2 separate regions of the Homo sapiens genome follow, and region 1 is linked to region 2. Evidence: chromatin contacts called from ENCODE Hi-C or POLR2A ChIA-PET data. All regions are on one chromosome and are shown on one strand. The core of a region is the stretch at or near the end of the contact, and the rest is flanking DNA. Distances in the headings are between cores, read along the strand shown.

The links. A loop is a pair of places that touch in the nucleus more often than their neighbours do. ChIA-PET counts read pairs that join two places held with the same protein, here RNA polymerase II (POLR2A). Pooled maps may share reads with other maps.
Region 1: a loop to region 2 is called in a pooled map, with 14 times the contacts of the local background. The contact joins two enhancer-like sites. A Hi-C loop is called at or near these places in 2 of 37 single-sample maps with no recorded cell type and 2 of 50 pooled maps. POLR2A ChIA-PET finds 5 or more read pairs at or near these places in 1 of 52 experiments (activated naive CD8-positive, alpha-beta T cell).

Annotation. Positions count from the first base shown.
Region 1 is chr10:6,926,385-6,930,375 of GRCh38, forward strand. All of the region lies in intron 3 of LOC105376387 (a long non-coding RNA gene), which reads right to left. Among named protein-coding and RNA genes, the nearest start is that of LINC00707, 150 kb to the left of the region's middle. RefSeq lists enhancers at 1,511-1,930, 1,662-1,751. Within about 2 kb of position 2,012, at least 13 of the 41 ENCODE cell types and tissues checked have a DNase peak (open chromatin) inside an H3K27ac peak, as active enhancers do.
Region 2 is chr10:4,128,962-4,133,388 of GRCh38, forward strand. No RefSeq gene overlaps it. Among named protein-coding and RNA genes, the nearest start is that of LINC00702, 110 kb to the right of the region's middle. Within about 2 kb of position 2,755, at least 8 of the 41 ENCODE cell types and tissues checked have a DNase peak (open chromatin) inside an H3K27ac peak, as active enhancers do.

The sequences.
Region 1 (3,991 bases), core at 762-3,261, 2.8 Mb after region 2:
TCATTATGCTCCTTAAAATCTGGCAAAATGTTTGGTTGCAGTTCATCTTTGCTCAGTGGCACTGTTTTTAGGAGAATAATCCGTATCAGTTGGAAAGCTTTGCAGATCTTTTCCACATATTTATTCACAATAAATTTTCTTACTGTTTATCATTAAAAACTTGGTTTTTTATGACCCAGCTATTGGCAGACTAGTCCTATAGGCAGAGACAAAGCAGGGCAGTCCTGGCTTCACAGCAAAGGGCTTATTCCTTCACTGCCACAGAAACAGAATGCTCACTGTGAATATTGCTCTTCTGTGTGAGACTGGATTTCCATTTCTGGGGCCATCGTGACTTCTACCACCAGCTTTCCTTGTCCTGGCACAAGATATCCACTGTTGCAAATGAGAAATATAGCTCTTGTACTACCAGACTATCAGTTTTTGCATTTTTATGGATCTTCCTGAATTTTCCTTCTTATGAGTCCACTCATTACTCTCTGAGCTTCTGATTTTTCCTACTCTTTCCTACTGCTCTTCCTTCCATCTGCTTCTGCCTTATTTGGGGCTTTTGAAAGTCCCTACAGGTATTTTGAAGTCAGCATATCATCTGATTTCTAAATTTCATGGACAGTTGAATTTGCAGGACTTAGGAAATTCTTCTAGTTTTTTGTTTGTTTGTCTGCTTGCTTCTTTAGGAGAAGAAGGAGAAAACACTGATGGATATAGTCATGTTCATAAGAAGATCTCTTCCGAGTGTTTGATGCAACCTCTGCTTCCGCTATCCCATCTTCTCACACTCCCCTTTGTGCTAGTTCTTCTCATCTGCATGCAGCTTCTTTCCTGTCATTTGACCATCATGGAGAAGCTCTTTTTTCATGAACATTTTCCTTCTGAAAACCACATATGTCCCACTGTCAGTTTTGCACATCTATTTCATTATCAGACTTGAAAATGTATCCCTCTTATCCATTTCCTTACTTTATCAAAAATGTTGGAAATGAATAACATATGGAATGTACATTAACTTAGTTACCATCATTTTAGTTGTCCATCACCAGTACCTAATCATGATGGTTAGTTCATGGATGAATTTTCAACGAATATGCATGCAACAATGCTAGGTGTGTCAATGATGGTTCCTTGACTTAAATGAAGTATATGGTCTGCTTAAATCACCTGCCTTTTTCTGTGATCAACTAATTTAAATTAAGAAATGAAATAAAAAATTATAGCAGGGAGCCTTGAAGGTAGGTTGAAAACTGTCTGCTGAGTCAGTAGCTCTATTTTTATCCAAACAGACAAGAAGACAGCAAGCCCCTTGACTTGTGGTTTCCGTTCTCTCATTTCCTGTGTGCACCCACATGAACCATGTGCCCTCCCTGACTCCCTGCCTCCACGTCTAGAGAAGGAGGCGTGGGTCTTCTCTAATTCCCCTTGTGTGCTTGACTTGTTCCCCACCACCCAAGGGCTAAGGCTTAGGCACTGCGTTGAAAACTTCAGCACAGCAGGGAACCTCAGCCACTCTGTCTTCTATCCATCCTCCCTCATGTCTTCTCTGTACTCCTGTCTCTATCAGTTGGCACCTGGGCCTCCGCCTGCCTTCACCTCCTTGTCTCCATCCTTGCAATGAATGCCGTAGTATGACCACCTCTTCTTCTCCAGTGTAACTTCACTCTGGCACTATTTTCTGAAACTTGTGGACCCTCCATGCCACAGCTACCCTAAACCCACTCTCCTGAGAAGCCCCAGTTCCCAGAACGGAAGTCCAGGTCGGCCCTCGGCCGCCACACTTCCCTAAACAGCAGCTGCCTAAGAGTCTGTGAACCTGCACAATTTTCACTAGCAGTGTCTCAACAATTAGCCGGTGCCTCACAAGTGGGGCAGATGGTATAGCCAGGAATGAGAGTTTCATGTTTCTTCTGATTCACATGCATTCCTATCTAAAGGCTGTTTCCTTTTAGAGACAAACTAATTTTTTCTCTTTCGTCCTTTGCCTGGGCTTTATGTTTACTTCTACAAGCTGGCACTTCCGATGGTTTCTAGAGAGCTCATTGGTGCTCTCTCTCTCTCTAACACACACACACACACACACACACACACACACACACACACTATGTACACACCTCACAGGAAATGGAAACTTGTTCCCATTATGGGTCCTGAAACAAAGCTCTGTGGATATGCATGTGCTACTTAGATTTTCTATCCCAGGAAATGAGTTTAAATACCTACCTCCCCAACAAATTTTTTTTTCAGAGACAACAGACCTCGGAAGACAAGTGGAAGTTGAAACTCTCCTTGAATGCGGTTCTTGGGAGTTGGAAATCTCCATTGCCGTTGCTTCCCCATGGAAGGCTTTGCAGTGCTAAATGGCTTATCTCCATGACAACCAGAAGAGCTGGTTGTTGTTTTTTTTTTTTTTTTTTTCTGCTGGACATTTTTTTCTAGATTTTACTTCATATTTAAAATAATTAAAAGTGTTTATCTCAGTACACCACAACCAGTCATTTACTGGGCCAGTGTCAGGAGGCAGTTCACATCCGTTTGGGGTCCACTCAAACCACCTCCATGCTGTCGGCCTTCAAAGTTTCCAAGAGGTTTGGTTTCTCTTTGAAATCTGGCTTCTCACTTGCGCACTGTATAACTTTTAAACAGATTAATTTTTTTAGTTCCTTATATATAAGTTTTCTGCATGTAAAAATTTAAGATAATTTTATGTCAAGAAGAGCAGAGAAGATGTATTAGATAAAGTGTGAGAGACTGCCTGATAGAGCTGAACACATGGGAAGCATACAAAATATTCATCTCTCTGCTTATTCGTTTCCTTAGCAGAATATCTGGCTGCAGCTTACTGTAGCCATCCTGTCATCAGTTCCCAAACGGGAGGAATGCCATGGTCTCTTGACAGAGGCTCTCTTGCACTGTTGGAGGCAAGGGCCTGCTGTCCTGTCAGGTTGGCCCATTTATCCAGTTACTCGTGAAATATCTTGTTCTCTCAGAGAATCAACCGGCGGCTGTGTGCTGACTTCACAAAGAAAAATCCATTCTCTCACCAAGTAGTTGTCAAGCATAATAAAGAAAAACTGGCAGAATAATTGGGGTGGTTGCTGAGTCTAACTCAATATCGTATGAAAGAAAATATATGGAACAGTGGTGTTTAAAGAGAACTGCACACCTCTGTTTGTATGGCAGGCTCAAACACAGCCAGTCAGACGTATGTAGAGTCAAAGTGAGGAAGTGGAGGTCATTTAGACTACTGGTAGACCCAGAATTCGAGCCAAAACAGAAGCAGAAAACAGAAATAGATGCTTCAGGATCTGTCTCTCTGCCAAGCCAACCCAGCGATTCTCATCAGAAACCTCAACAAACAATTGGAAGAGAAACAGGTAGAAATTGTGGTTCAATTTTAAGGTATCATTGTGTTTATTTTGAAGCACTTTTTTCTTCAAGATGGAAATCATTTTAGTGTCTTATTTAGTTATAAATGTGATGAATACTTGCTGCAAAAACAATCAGAAGAAACAGTTTTATTGCTTTATTTAGTTAAAATGTGATGTAAAAACAACCAGAGGCTACAAAAAATAGAAAAAAGAAAAGAGAAAAAAGATGAAAGAAGGACAAGAATGAAAGAAAGGAAGAAAAAGATGAGAAGAAAACACGTGAAAGGGGTCATAGTATGCCACCCCAAAATATATTATTTTGGGACATTGATTATTTTGAGCTGTAGATGATCAAGAAACAGCAGATCCAGGAAGATTATTTAGAGCTGAAGATGATTGAGAAATAGCAGATCCAGGAAGAGCTGTCTCCCCACTTTCTATGTATATAAAAGTGGGGCATAAATTTTCTGTAAGAAAAGTACCCCCCAGGTGCCAGGAAGAGGAGAGAATTTTTGTCAGAGATGGGGAGTCGAAGCTGAGATGAATCCATACAAACAAGCCTACTAAAATTATATTTGCCTTCCATTAATTTTCCCTATGTATTTCTTAGTAACTGTCCCATGGTTTGC
Region 2 (4,427 bases), core at 1,505-4,004:
AATCCTTTATCACAAACCCTTGTAGCAGAGCTTATCTCTTCATGATCTTTTTTATCCTACATATACAAGTATTGTACCTAGGGTGGACACATTCCTCCTCTTACTTTCGGGTCTGTCCTACTCTGTCTGTGGAGTAGCCGTATTTTCACCACTTTACTTTCTTAATAAACTTGCTTTTACTTTGCACTGCAGACTCACCCTGAATTCTTCCTTACGCGAAATCCAAGAACCCTCTCTTGGGGTCTGGATCAGAATCGCTTTCCTGTAACAACTGGGGCCAGAAAGAAGAAACAATAGAAAAACTGATGAGTTCACATGATGTGACTTCAGATTAAGGATTTAAACACAGGGAACTTCATTATCCTGCCCATTGAAGACTAAACCTGTCCTGTTCAGGAAGTTAGGCTATCTCTCTCCTGGTTCCTCAGAGGGCAGAGAACTGCTCAGTTTGGGTTTGGGTTTGGTAAGCCTGGGTGACCCCACTATGATTTGTCTGGTCTGTTGCGATCGCAGGAGTTTAGTCCAAAATAATGGCCTCAAATTTTGTTGAACAATCTATACGGAAAGCAATATCCACCTCTGAACATTTCACAAAACACATCAGTGTAAAGTGTTGAGAAATCTTTTTAACTTAAAAAAAAAACAAACAAAATCTCAAGATTTCACAATGTTTTTTGATTCTGACATCTCTCCCTCTCCCACCTCCATCCCCTTCACTCAAGGTGCACCTATCAATAGCTTGAAAAACACAAGTGTGGGATAGGCTGTTTTGGATCATAAAGTTCTGCTCAAAGGGTGAATCCATTAGCCACAAGTCACTGGAGCTACTGTCTGCAATGACAAATTTGTTTCCACTAATTGAGAAGCCAGTAAAGGCATCAACTACAGATGTAAAATTTTCTTCATGTACAAGAAGGGGGAAAAAACAGTAACTCCACTGTGGCACTACCACTTTGCACTTGCTATTTATGGGATGGTTTTCTTCACAAGGAAAAAAAAAAGTACAAGTGGGAGCATTGGCAACTGTTAATTACAATGAGATAATGATCATTCGATAAGGAAAGAAATGGATTATGAGTCAAAAAATAAATATTGTGGAATCTGCGTGTAACACAATGTTTATTTTGGCACTTTGACTCTCCCACTAAATGATCTACGGGCAAAATTCAGTTGCAGACCTGCGATCGGGGGCTCCATGCCCCTATGACTTGTGCTGTCTAGATGGTGAGAGACGCTGAGAAGCGACCGCAGGAATCCCATCCTAGAGTGGTGGCCTCCTCTAGAGTGGTGAGACCTGTGACTGACTTATTCTAACCAATGCAGCGGCAGGGATGGCAGGTCCTTGTCTTGATAGAACAGCTGCTTCTGTGGCAGGGATGTGGTACAGCTGCCACAATATCATCATGTCTGTGATATGAGAGATCGAAATAGACACCCCTATATCGACAAACATGGACCCTAAGCTAAAGGGAACGGAGTTACCTATGTCTCAAAGGTTCAGAGCCTGGCTGGTGTGGCAAATTTCCAAATTTACACAGGTACAAAACAAACCACACTCGCTAAGCTCCCTCACAATGGTTGCTATCAGACCCCTCAAAGCTCTGATTTGCAACCCAGACCACTACCATTCTGATAGCTTTACAAACATTCTTTTCTGATAAACAATGGCAGACTTGAAGGCAGCTTCAGCAGCTTATAGAGGCTGTGCACAAACTGTTTTTGTTTCCTGCAGTTCATCTGTTGACATAAAGGGCTAATCCCACCTCATTTTAATGCTGAAACCCTGCCCCAAAGTGAACACGGGATGTATGTTACATACACATTCACCCATTGCACATGCGTTCCACTCTCCTCTTAAATATGTATAGCTTTTCCCCCAAACTTGCAGACCATGTGTGAGTCTATTGTGTAATAAGACCCCATGAGGCATAAAACCAACCCCTTCCTTCCTTCCTCAAAGAGAGAGCACCTTTGCCTCATTCTACGTAGTTCCTGCTGGAGTCTCCTGTGGTTGTGGTTGGGTCGTCTAAATTACTACAAAGAGCAAAAAAGCTCTGACATAAAAATGGTCTCTTATTTTCTTAATCTTTGTGTTTCTCAGGTGCACTGTTGTGAAGAGACCTCAGCATACGTGTCCAGAGCAGTTAGTAAACATTTAGTGAAAATCCATAAAGAATTTGTAAATGCTCTCTCTATAAATCCCTACCTGGACTCTTTCATTTTTTCCCCCAGTTTCCAGTAAGAGTACAAAGTTATGATTTTTACACGAAGATTTGTTTTCATCCCCTATTACTGTACCTTATGACATCCTGGCAAATAATAACAATAAGAAATGGGAACGATAACAGTAATTCTACTTTTGAAACACCTTTTGTCTGTAAACATATATACACTTTCTGTAAGTGTCAAGGGATATATTTAATCATGATACTAATCCCCGAGAACTTTGTGTTTTGTCTCAAAATTCAAATAGACACAGGGCCCTTTGTTTGGACTTAGTTGGTTGCACAACGCTTCCAAAGTTAGCGTGTACTGTGAAGTCAACTGGGATTTTCAAGACATTTTTATGTACACTAAATATGTCTTAACATGATCTTAATGAAAGATGTAATAATTGACTGGCAGATGGAAGAGGCAGCAAGAAAATTGTAGTTTAGTAAAATAAAGTTTCACATTACTATATCAATATTAGGTTTTACACTAAAAGGAAAGCTAAATTTAGGAGCTTTATTACATACTAGCATTGACATGAGTCATTTCCTCTCCATTAAAGCAACCAAAACCCCAACTTCCTATCTTAGGCTATAATCTGCACCAGCCAGCAGATTTCAGATCTCAATTCTGCATGTTTGAGTTCCTCAAAAAAAAAAAAAAAAAAAAAAAAAAATCTCAGTTTAAGTTTGTACTTTCAGTGGAATTTTAAATAATTCCAAGAATGAGAATAGCTAACATCAAGCATCAGATATTAGTCAGAACAGTTTCACTTTGAGCAATAAAATTAGATCTCAGTTGAAATTTGCAGATACTGGGAAAGGAAAAGTGAAGTACTTACATCTTCACAAAATAAAATGACTTGTATCAAATTGAGCACACCCACTAACACAGACACTCACAGACACACACAGCGAGACAACACAGAGATACAGATGACACACACACACTCACAGACATATACAGCGAGACAACACAGAGATAGAGGACACACAGACACACTCGCAGACACACATGGAGATAGAGACAGAGGCACAGACACAGACATACACCAACACAGACACAAGCAGAAACACAGACACAGACACACACACACACACAAGGAGATGCACAGAGACACAGACACACACACACACACCAACACAGACACAAGCAGATGCAGAGACACAGACACACACACATAGACACACACCAACACAGACACACAGAGACACAGGCACATATACACACACCAACATAGACACAAGCAGATACAGAGACACACACACACACGCACAGACACCAACACAGATACAAGGAGATACACAGAGACACAGGCACACACACACACAGACACACCAACACAGGCACAAGCAGATACACAGAGACACAGGCATACACAGAGACACACCAACACAGACACATGCAGATTGTGTGAGACAGACACACGTGCACACAAACTTCACCAACACGCACACACCCAATAATGATAAATGCTTCTCCACTTCTGTGTTTTGGTGACACTAATAATCTTGTACTTTCTTTGACACAGTAGCCCATTTTCTGTTCAAAAGCAACAGAAAAATATGTCATCTAGTTTACTGTTTTTAGAATTGTAGGATATTTTTGTTTCAGCCTCAATAAAATTACTTCTAAGTCCTTCTAAGTTTTGAGTGTCTTCTAATTTCTTCATTCCTCTAATGAAAGGTCCGGTCATGTGTAGATATCACCCCTGTGGGGACCCCCTCACATTGCACCTGACCTTGGCTGTGCTGCTGTCTGCCTGTGGATGGAGTGGATTGACAACGGTGGCATTCACATGATGAGAAAAATGCTCCTGGGGCCGCGCTCCTGGCGAATGGCTTTGGAAATCAACAAAACACAGTCCCACTTTTGTCTGTGACCAGTCTTCATGGCATATCAGTTAGAGTGGTGTGCTAAATTTTGAGACCAGGTGGACAGAAGTGAGTTAAATGTTTTCAAGTGATCAATAAAGACAAATACCTTTATTGGGTACTCATCTCAAGCTCTAGGAATGGAAAAATACAAAGATGCGTAGTCCGTATTACTCCTTCAAGGAGTTTAATAATTAATTGAACATAAAATTCCTATATATGTGTATAAATACATATATTTTAATACCTACACAATGAAAACATCATTGTGTAGCAAGTAGTCCTGTAGGAAGGTTAAAACCTTGTTTTCATCCTTATCTTATTTTTCTCACCTCTCGTAAT